Linked DNA regions of Homo sapiens: all the other regions are linked to region 2. The links are chromatin contacts, found by Hi-C or POLR2A ChIA-PET in ENCODE. All regions are on one chromosome and are shown on one strand. The core of a region is the stretch at or near the end of the contact, and the rest is flanking DNA. Distances in the headings are between cores, read along the strand shown. Region 1 holds the start of PELI2 (pellino E3 ubiquitin protein ligase family member 2). Region 2 holds the start of ACTR10 (actin related protein 10). Region 3 holds the start of ATG14 (autophagy related 14).

The links. A loop is a pair of places that touch in the nucleus more often than their neighbours do. ChIA-PET counts read pairs that join two places held with the same protein, here RNA polymerase II (POLR2A). Pooled maps may share reads with other maps.
Region 1: a loop to region 2 is called in a pooled map, with 9 times the contacts of the local background. The contact joins the promoter of PELI2 here to the promoter of ACTR10 in region 2. A Hi-C loop is called at or near these places in 5 of 50 pooled maps.
Region 3: a pooled map shows a loop between it and region 2 (5-fold over the local background). The contact joins the promoter of ATG14 here to the promoter of ACTR10 in region 2. A Hi-C loop is called at or near these places in 2 of 50 pooled maps. POLR2A ChIA-PET finds 5 or more read pairs at or near these places in 2 of 52 experiments (OCI-LY7 and activated T-cell).

Annotation. Positions count from the first base shown.
Region 1 is chr14:56,116,039-56,119,835 of GRCh38, reverse strand. PELI2 (pellino E3 ubiquitin protein ligase family member 2) reads right to left here and starts at 1,425. Exons shown (of 6, transcript NM_021255.3): 1 at 1,099-1,425. The coding sequence starts at 1,175. RefSeq lists silencers at 948-1,017, 1,308-1,567, 1,608-1,667 and an enhancer at 1,798-2,037.
Region 2 is chr14:58,198,658-58,202,399 of GRCh38, reverse strand. It overlaps ACTR10 (actin related protein 10), which reads right to left and starts at 2,251. Exons shown (of 13, transcript NM_018477.3): 1 at 2,106-2,251. The coding sequence starts at 2,182. RefSeq lists enhancers at 1,869-2,058, 2,679-2,808 and a silencer at 2,219-2,608.
Region 3 is chr14:55,409,831-55,413,313 of GRCh38, reverse strand. It overlaps ATG14 (autophagy related 14), which reads left to right and starts at 1,484. Exons shown (of 10, transcript NM_014924.5): 1 at 1,484-1,712. The coding sequence starts at 1,492. It also overlaps a transcript of FBXO34 not described here. RefSeq lists a silencer at 1,195-1,494.

The DNA.
Region 1 (3,797 bases), core at 176-2,675, 2.1 Mb after region 2:
CAGGTCTTTCAACGCAGAAGGACAAAAGCGCGGGTTCCCAGAGCGACACATCCAAAGGAAAAAATAATCCTTTCTTCAACACTAAACCCAAGTTGTTCCTTCCCCCCAGTTTCCTGCACTTCCCCCTTCCCCCTCCCCTTTCACTGCCCACTATATCCAGTTTTAAGCCCGCAAAGCCTCTCTCCTGGCTTATTAAGGGTAAACAATAGAAATGTCACAAGGAAACTCAGGAAGTAGATGAAGTCTCTAATTGCTGCCGTTTAACGATTGTACATAATTACTATCTTCAAGATGCGGCTTTCACCAGCAGAGAGGGAGCCGAGGCGGGCGAGGCTGGCGAGCTCCCCGCAGCCGGGAGGGCATCAGCGAGGCCGGGACCGGGGGGATACGGCCCGCGCCCCGGTGCCAGGCCCCGAGCAGCCGCATCCTGTCCCTCCCCTCCAGAGCACTCCAAGCGGGGAGAAGCGGAGGGCCGGCCGGCCCGGGTCACACACAGTTCACTGCTCTCGGGCTGCGGCGGCCCGCGGCGGTCATCGGAACAATTTGCAAAGCGCAGCCGGGGATCCCACAGCCCGCGGCGGCCCAAGCTCACGGCGCCGCGCTCGGAGTTCGGGGGCGCGGGTACCACGGTCCGCGAGGGAGGTGGGAAGACGGGGCTCCGCGCCGGCCGGCCTCTCAGCTTCGGGAAGCGACCCCGCGAAGCGCCCGCGACCGCGGCGCCTCACATGGAGTCCCTGCCCGCCCTCCCCGGCCCGGACGCGGCGCGCGGGAAGTGGAGCCCCTGCCCCCGCCCCCACGATACGGCCGCGGACCCGGTGCCCGGCGCTGCCCCCGCTGGGTCGCCCGAGTTCTGGCCACTTCCTCCGCCGCGTCCTCCGCGCGGACAGCGCAGCCCGGCGTCCGCCGCAGCACCCCGAGCGCGCGCCGATGGGGCGCATCCCGCCCCCGCGCCGCCGTCCGGGCCCTGAGAGCCTCTCCTGCCGCCCCGAGCGCCCCGGCGGTCCCCAAAGAGCACCGAGCCACCCCGCCAGCCCCGCTCCAGGATGCGGGCGCTCCCCGCCCGCGCCGCTGCCCGGGACCAGGGACCCCAGGACTCACCCGAGCACCACCAGCTCCCCGTATTTCACTGGCTCCTTATTGGGGGCGCAGTGTTCCTCCTGGCCAGGGGAAAACATGGAGCCCCGCTCGGCCGCCGACGCCGCCGCCGACGCCGCCGCCTCCGCCGCGATCCCCGCCGAGTCCGCGCCGCCGCTACAATCCCATCCCGAGAACGGGGTGAGCGCGCCGGGGAAGGGCACGGCGGCGAAGGGGGCGCGGGGCGGCCAGTCCCGCTGCTGCTCCGTCGTGGCTGCGCGGCTGCTCCGCCTGACTCCCCGGAGCTCCGCGCGCCGCGGCCGCCCCGAGTCAGAGCCGGCAACAAATGGGACCCGGCAGCAGGGGGACCTGCCTGCGCTGAGCGCCGCCGCCGAAGCCCCGCGGGAGGGAGGGAAGGAGGAGGGAGCGGGCGCACGAGAGGCTGGGGCCGCGCGGGGGAGGCGGGGGCCAGCGCGCGGGCAGGTGGGAGCCGCCCCGCCCCACGCAGAGCCAGGCGCCCGCCCCCGGCCCGCGGGGCGCCCCCTCCCCCGGCGCGTGGGGCCGTCCGCGCCCACTCCCCGCCCCCCTCGGCCCGGCGGAGGCTCGGCCCCTGTGTTATGTAAACATAGAGTAAAAGGGAAAGGAAGTTCTTAAAGGAGCAGCTCTGTTTTTTTTCCTCACTTCCTTCCCCAAACTTAGAGCGCGGGGTCCTCAGCCCTCGCCGCCTGGTTCTTCAGCCGCGAAGGCCCGCGGGAGATCCTGGAAACGAGCGGCCGCGGTTCCCAAGCCCACGTTTTCCTGGCTGGAGTTCGATGGGATTAACTTCCTCTCCGAGTAGAATAGCGCTCTCTCGACGTCACTGTGTCCCGGCTTACAACTAGAGGTGTCGCACACACCCACTTGGGTGCCTCCCCTTCCAAAACCAAGCAGAAAGGCGTCTAGAAAATTAGAAGGTTTTGCCAGTTGGTGCTGGCGTAGAGGACGTTTCGAAGGCGCTTGGAGCACCCCACCGTTGCACTGGATGTAGCTACCCCGGCTTGTGGTCAATAGAGCTCCACCTGGCTTTTGGGGGGTGGCGGGGGGATGGGGGAAGAGTTGTTTTTTAATCCATACTTTATCCACTTTTCCTGTGCCTTCTTTCCATCCCCTAATACATACAAGGGGAAATTACCTGGGTGGACTTTTTAGTGAACGTAAATGTTCCTTTATGACCGTGATTTAATCAATGCACTGTTTGCTTTCTATTCTTTTTAAACTAGTTATTGCTATGGCTTTAAAATATCGTAGACTGTATAGTTTTACTGACTGCTGTTTTTCATCATACAGGATTTTATTGTTCTAACATTTATTAAGCACTCATAATGTGCTAGAAACTCTACATATTATTGCGAGTCATTGCCTCTCAACACTGTTAAATATTTAAAGAAATAAATACTGCAGAAGCTACCCTGTGTATAGTGACTGGTTGGCTATGACCCGAAGCAAAGGGCTAGAAAAAATAATAATTGCATCTGTAACCTTCCATTCCGCTGTGCTGCACCCCTTGTGTAACATTCTCTGACAGGTTATTACGGTAGTGACATGATGTTTCTGATAATTTTACTTCAGTTAGGAACTGATTTTTTTAATTGAGGTTTTAGAAATAAATTATTCCAAAGTAACTAAAGCCACACCACTGGTAAGCCAAAAATAAACTTTATTAAACAGTTAACTTATTTCAGCTAACTATAGAAATTCTGTATTTCAAATGAATATTAGTTATTCTGCATATATTACGTATTCTCTATATTTTTTATATGTAATAAAAAATCTGTTACAGTTTTAACCAGCACTCCTTCACTAAAGGGATAAATCATGTCTCCTCCCCAGTGTTGATGTAAATTTCTTTCAAATTTCTGCTGGATTAATGTTGTCTTCATGTACTCTGTGCATCTACTTACCACATAGATTGTATGACTATCAAAGATCTGTCAGAATCATTCTGCAGTTGCGCCGTCACGATTACGATGATGCCTGCCTCTGTCACCCTAGCTTCTCTAGGCCTCCTCTGTTGCTGCTTCTGCTCTCTAGGCTACCATTACCTCCTTCCTTCTCTCTTGGCCTGCTGTGCCTGTGTGCGTTGCATTGCATTATACTGTTCTGGCTGCATTTCCTCCTTGCTGTGCTTCGCATCTGCTCTTAGGAAGATAGAAAGAAATATGTATTAACCTCCTACTAAGTTCCCAGCACTAGGCTGAGAGTTTCCCATAGGATATCCCAATCTTCCAAGGCCCCCCCGTCTAGCTATCTGCCTGTGGCACCCCTGACTTCCAGAGGGACATGTCTCTCTACTCTCCCAACATGTCTTTGAGAATGTTTATAGTACTTAATCAGGTCTGTCTTTATCAGACTGACTTACAGGAAGTGTTGTTGTGAATGAGTTTTTGTGTCAATGGAGGCTTTTTATCCTAGGCAGCTCAAGGCTAGATCAGCTCTGTGAATCACTCTGAGCCCTGAAAGCTTCTGACTGGTAAGAGCAATTCTATTGATCACAGTCAAGAATACATACAGGGACCAGGCATGGAAATCCAAATGAGCAAATGGGCTGAGTGAGGACTGTGGCACATTGGTAGGGTCTGTGCCGTCTACAGGGCTTATCTGTCACTCATCTCTAGCTGATTGTTGCCATGTGACAATGACAGTTCACTCTTGCTAGATGTAATTTTTCTAAAAGCCTCAAATCC
Region 2 (3,742 bases), core at 1,002-3,501:
CCGTGTTAGCCAGGATAGTCTCGATCTCCTGACCTCGTGACCCGCCCGCGTCGGCCTCCCAAAGTGCTGGTATTACAGGCGTGGGCCACCGCGCCTGGCCAACTTTTTTCCTAGTTGTTAATTTTAGCAGAATTTAGGCAAGACATATCTACAACTCTGAATCTGTACTACATTATGTGACTTCATTCATATAATTCATCTGTATCACTCATAATTCCATCATTCTAATATTGTTAGCTTCCATATTGGTGTATTCACTTTCAGTCTACTTCTTATGATTATGCATATATATTTGACATAGTTTTAATCACACTTCATACATAATTAACTCATACAGTAAGCTTCTGCCCATATTAACATAATCTTCATTGCTATCACTTTTTTTTTTTTTTTTTTTGAGGCAGGGTCTCGCTCTGTCGCCCAGGCTGGAGTGCAGTGGCACAAACTCAGATCACTGCAGCCTCCGCTTCCCAGGCTCAAGCGATCCTCCCCCCTTGGCCTCCCAAAGTGCTAGGATTTCGGGCACGACACTACCGCCGGCTAAATTTTGTATTTTGTGTAGAGCTGGGTTTCCCCATGTTGCCCAGGCTGGTCTTGAACTACTGGGCTCAAGTGGTCAGCCCGCCTCAGCTTTCCAAACTGCTGGAATTACAGTATTATTTTTAAAACCACATATTTCATTATTTTAAAAACGATGCTCTTTTCTTGAGTATTTAGGTATTTCCATTTTTGTTTCATGTTAGTAAAACAAAAATTTGCTAAAAACGTTGCTAAAAATGATCATCATACTAGTTTAGTCTTAACATCCTGTCTTCTTGTCCTGTCTAGTTTTTGATACTGCTCTCCTCGTATTCCCAAATAATTCTCTCCATCTCCTCCTATTCCCGTCTCCATGTTTACTTGCATCAGTGCTCCTCAAACATCTCAGAATGCAAGCCATTAGACTTCAATTCCTTTTTTTTACTTCATACATTTATCTTATCATCCTCCTGCTGTCTTTTTCAAATATAGCTTTTTGCTTATTTCTTCCAAGTACAGCCAAAATAATTATCTTTGACTAGAAGCCTCGAACTGTTTATTACGCTTTCAAAATAATTTTAATAAGAAAATATAAATAAGGAAGGGCCTCGCATAGAACAATAAGAGAATGTCATTAACCAAGGACTATGTTTAATCCAATTCTGGAGTTCCTGGGGTCCAATTTTTAAATAGGCTCTTTTAACCACTTAGTCAATAAATAGTTATTAAATACCTACTACACGTCAGGAAGTGCCTAGAGATATAAAAAGATTTTTCAAATGTTTCATTTTCATAAATACATATATGATGTAATTGCCTGTTACTTCCCTCTCTGTTGAGCCCATCACAAGGACTCTTAATCTAGGGTCCCAGGACCACATTGATTGTCTGCCAATTCCCTGAAACTGTGTATAAGTACCTTAAGATTTGTGCATTTGTGGTTTTCATCCAGCCATTAAAGAGATCTATGCCATCCGAAAGGTTGAGAACCTCCTCTCTATTGTTTACAAGTTGGTTTGTTTAAAACATGTCAAATCTAACCTTCGAGTTTAGGGGAGCCAACAAAGGATTTCCAGAATCTTATCTATAGGGTTTCACCTCTTAATGTGCCCAGTCTCCCTAATTCTTGAGCAGCGATAGCCCTGTCTTAAACATCTTTCCATTTTCAGCACCAAAATAAACTCCGTTCAATATTTTATGATGAAATTCGTCATCGAGCATTTACATTCGGTTGGCTGCCTTCCTCAACTGAGGAGCCCAGGGTAAGCGGGGTCTAGGTCACGGTTGTCATCCCCTACACAGATGATCCCAAAGGGTTTGTTGGGTTTGGGGTGATGACAAGGGGCGGCGACGAGGGCAATTCAACAGAAGCTTTCTGGGCCTCTCTGGGAGTCAGACCCCGATCCTCGGATTCGCATCGCCCAGGGAGGAAATAATAAGAGCTGTTATTTGCAAGGGCGCTGGTTGAAGAAAAGGGGAGGCCCGGAGCTGCCCAGCGAGTCGGCGATGAGGACCCAGGCAGTGCCTGGGGCTCTGCCACCCGCCCTCCCCTCGGGTCGAACACAGCTGGCGTCACGGCCACTCACTTGGTAAAGGCCTCTCCCAGGTCGATCACGACCGCCGTCTTCTCCCCGCCGCTCCCCAGGCCCTCGTAGAGCGGCATGGTAGTAAGGCAGACTGAGAGAAGAGGGTCGCAGTCTCCGCGGCCAACAAGTCTCGGCGCTCGCGGGGCGGGGCCGGGGCTCCGGCGCTCGGGCGTCGGCGACGGCGGGGGCCTCGCGCGGCCGCGGCGCGCCGGGCCCGGGCTGTCCCAGGCTGTGCCTCATTCCGCGTTGGACCCACCCTTGCAGGTGCTGCCGTCGCCAGGACTAGGGGAAAAGAGGCGCTGGCGGGCGCGAATCCGAGTGCGGGGGCGCGGAGGCCGCGGCGATCAGGCGCGCCGGTCGCCCTGAGGGGGCGGAGCCGGCCTCCCTATCCTTCCCTCCCACCACGCCCCAAAGCCGCACCCACGCGCGGCTGTGAAGAGGTTCGGTCTCAGCTCACTGTGAAGAGGTCACTGAGGACCTGGCTGCCAAGGGGCAGCCGAGAGACGACGCAATTCCGAACCTTTGATTCATGCTCTTGGGGGGCAGAAGATGCTGAGACCCTATTCTGTGCTAGGCGTTTTGCCTAATATTTAATCTTCTCAAGAAATAACAAGAATATGTGTTTTCTTATCTGTGGGGACCGACGCTCAGAGAGATTAACTTTCCCAATGTCCCACGGCAGAGCCAGGAACAAACCCACAGACTTCCTAATTGCAAAGCCTATGCTAATGATGCTTTAGAGAATAATACGTACAGACAATACTTTAGTTAGTAGTCTTTCTGAAAGTTTTTATTTTACTCCAGAATTAAGCAGCTAGAGTAGCGTCTGTGAATCTTGAATCTGTCCATAGAGGAGCGGTCGGGATGGTTTAATAGAAGAAACATTGAAGCAAAGGCCCCTATTAGGTTGGTGCAAAAGTAATTGCTGTTTTTGCCACTACTTTTAACATTTACATTACTGTTTACATCTTTGTCACTTCACAGCTTTCTGTGAAAATATTTTTTTCCTGCAAATATTAGCTCTAACTGTATCTATGCATAGGAGTGGAAAAGACTGTCAAAGGAGAGGCTGTGCAATAAGAAAAGAGGTTCAAGGGTAAATCGGTGAGGACTAGCAACATTTAGCTGGTGTACTGGGTTGAATGATGCCCCCCCCCCCAAAATTCTTGTCCACTGGGAACCTCAGAATGTGACCCTATTTGGAAATAGAGTCTTGGCAGATGTAATCAAGTTAAGATGAGGTTATACTGTATTAAGATGTCCCAACTGTCCGAGCGCAGGATCACACCTGTAATCCCAGCACTTTGGGAGGCCGAAGCGGGAGGATCCCTTGAGCCCAAGAAGTCTAAAGCGGCAGTGAGTCGGGATTGTGCCGCTGCACTCCAGCCTGGGCAACAACAAGAGTGAGAGCCTGTCTCTCAAAAAAAAAAAAAAAAAAAAAAAAGGCCCTACTCTAATGGTTGGTAACTAGAGTTAGCGGGGTAGTTGGGGATAAGCTATTTCCATAACAAAAACTAAGGCTGTAACAATGCAGAAATTTGGAATGTGATATTAGTAAAATTCATGTTTAAGTCCAAATTACTGATCAATGATCCTCCTTGAAAGCAAATTCCTGGAGACAGGAGAATGAAGTTGGA
Region 3 (3,483 bases), core at 235-2,734, 2.8 Mb after region 2:
GTATTTTTTGCCTTTTAAAATATTGAACAGTTGATCCTGATCATTAGGTATTAAGCACTGTGAAGGATCCTGTCTGAATACAAATGAAACATAAGCCCGAGACCTTAAAAAATAATCCTTTTGTTTGAAATGATCAGAGAGAAAGACTTCTCACTTAAAAATAAATCTTAAACTTTCAGGAACCATTCAAGTTTAGTGTAAACTGTATTCTGAATATAGAGAATTTTTGCTTTTGCTTGTTTTTGTAATCCTACGTGATTTGTATTTAAAAAGACTGGGTAAGATTAAGAAGACGGAGGAGCAAAGGGCTCAGATTCAAGACCTAATTAGCTTGTAGAATCACCAGTTTTCGATGGTGATGTGGAGATTAACAGGGAGGGACGGGCTAATATGAATCATGGCTCTTGGCTGTAAATCATCAGTGATTACGTCCTTTACCAAAGTAAGAAAACAGGTTTGTAGGGAGGCAGAAGTCAGTTTCCAACACTTTGAGTTTGTGGTGTCCTGGAATGTCACCTGATACCTAGTAAGTAGTTCTGGATCTTTGGGTATGGAACTTGAGAAAGGAATCCTGGCTAGAGAGAGAATTCAGGGCAGTTTATCAGTAGATAGCCTAGTAAAATCATCCTTGAGAATCACTGGTCTATTTAATCTCACCTATAAACTCACTTTTCTCTGTAGTTTAGAGGCATATTCAAACACTAATTACTCTGATATGATCCTCCCAACACATCACCTTATATATCCCCTATCCACCAAAAGAAACTTGAAGGGAAGTCCTAACCATCTACCTAGTTCAAATTCTCTTAGAGCATGGCCCAGGGTAGGGAAGGTACGTTAGCCACGTGATTAACTTTTCAGAAGGATACAATTCTGATTTTGCACGTTCACTTTGGTTGTTTTCACTATTGGTAAAGTATAATACTATTAACCATATTAATCCTCACGGCATTAGATGGGTACTATAATTCTATCCATTTAACACGAGAGAACAGGCGCAGAGAGATTAAGGAACTTGCCCCAAGTCACACAGCTATTAAGCAGGTGAGTGAGCCAAAATTCAACCTAGTTCCAAGACCCAGCCCCTTCACCCTACTTTGTTTGCTGTAGTTTAGCCAGATTTTAAAGCATCCACAGCAAGTTAAATTCCCTTATTCCGCTCCCATTCCGTTTTCCCAGAATCCTTAGGGTATGGTATTACAATTTTCTGCACAAGTTTGAGGCTTTAACTCGTAGTCTTGGCCTGAGCCAGCAGATGACATTTTGTTTGGCCGACTAGCCCCTCTAATATAACTCTCCCCCTGCTTCGGGACCTGTTGCCCCTCAGCAGACCGGAAAAACAACAGTGCCCGGGACAGGAACACGCGGCGGCGGAGGGGTCCGGGGGCTCGCCGGCATCCCAGCCCCCCTTCCCCAGGCCCCTCCTCCTGGCCCAGAATGCACCCGGTTGAAAACAAAATCCCACGTGACTGGCTCTCCTCTCAGGCCATCATGGCGTCTCCCAGTGGGAAGGGAGCCCGGGCGCTGGAGGCTCCTGGCTGCGGGCCCCGGCCGCTCGCCCGGGACCTGGTGGACTCCGTGGACGATGCGGAGGGGCTGTACGTGGCTGTGGAGCGCTGCCCGCTGTGCAACACTACCCGCCGGCGGCTGACCTGCGCCAAATGCGTTCAGAGCGGCGATTTCGTCTACTTCGACGGCCGCGACCGGGAGAGGTACGGCGGCCGCCACGGCCCTATTGTTTCTTCTGCTGTGTGTCCTCCAGCCAGGCAGCCGAAGGCTGGAACCTGGGGCTCCCCGTCCGGGCACCAGATACCAGCGAGAGGAGCGAGAGAGAGGGAGTGTAGCTAGCTGCTCTGCACCGGAGCTTTGCTACCAGAGGACAGCGTAGGGGCCAGATGAGGGAAGGTCGCCGTTTCCCCATCACCCACCCAAGAGGAGTTTGACCCCACGGTGCTCTTGGTCACTGGGGAAAAAAGGAATAAGTGGTGACTCTCTGGAGAAGTTTTCCCGTTGCTGCCATTAAGTTAGATTCCCAGCTCTTTGCTGTATGTACTCCCATTCAAAAGCTTGGCTTTCTATTTTCGAAAGCATATTTATACTCATTCTCTAGAGGAGAGAGTAGAAGAGAATCAAATAACTGCTTTAGAGGGATTTGGGCCTGGTAGTCTGTCACAGATGGACTTTGTTATCAGACATGCTTACTCTAATGTGTGAATTGAGGCTTGCTGTTAACGCCCCTTTCCCCTCCCTGCCTCTAAAGATTATTTTAGATTCTTAGGAATTTGGGAACGTGTTTTGGCCTTGTTTTAAAATTCAGATTGGGAGCTGCATGCTTTTAGTTAAGAGAATTGCCTTTAGGAAAATGTTTTGGTTTCATTTCGAAATCTAAACAGCTACAAGTTCTTGGTTAAGAAAATTGAAAAATTAGTGTGATTAGCTGCAGGATCTCCCACTCTCAACTTATGTTTCAACAATTTAGTGTCAATGATAGTCAATGATAGTAAGATAGCTAGCATTCTGAGCACAAAAATTCAGGTATTAATTCATTCGCAACAACCGAATGACTTATCCCCAACTTATTAGGAAGCTGCACAGTAAGTGCTTTGCCCCAGGTCACACAAATAGTTAAGTGTTGGTACAAGAATTAAAATTCAGACAGCTTGGACCTATGTACCCGCACTTAACCACTAGACTTTATATCCTCTATATTTGGGAATGTTTTGAGTTCTTAGTATTTCTGTGATCGTGGATGGAGTTCTTTCCTTTCTCTTTTGAGGAGGTTTGAATGACAAACTCTTTTTTAGTTTTGTTGCTGTGTCTTATTGGTGCTCTTGATGACTTTAGAAACTGCTTATGTAGTAAGTGATAGCTTTAAAAATTAAACCAGTTATAAGAATACGGGGTATGAGATGGAAATGTCTAACTGATGGAGTGAATCGAGGATTTGGTTCTGGACCTTCTTGTCTGTCTACACGTTTTACTATGTCTATTCACATAATTTAAATACCATCTATATGCTTAAGACTGCCAGACTTGTATCTCCAACCTAGTCTTCTCTAAAGTCCAGAAAACAGCTGCTTATTCAACATCAATATTTTTAGATTTGTAATAGATATCTTCATTTTAATATGGCAAACTGAACTCCTTGTTTTCCATCATAAATCTGTTTTCCCATGCTCATCCCAACCCAGTAAATGTCAATCTCATTGTTCCTTTGGTTCAGGCTAAAAAACCTTTCAGTTCTCCTTGACTCCTCTCTTAACCCAACTCTGTTTAGTCCCATCAACAAATCCCATCTACTCTTCAAAACTTATCTTACAACAAATCCCATCTACTCTTCAAAACTTATCTTAAATCTTACCCTTTCACCATCACCTGGTCCAATCTACCAGAGACATAAACTTATTTCCTCTTATGTCTCTGCTTCCGTCCTTGCTCCCCTTTTGTACAATTTCCATATTGCAGCCACAGTTATGCTACTCC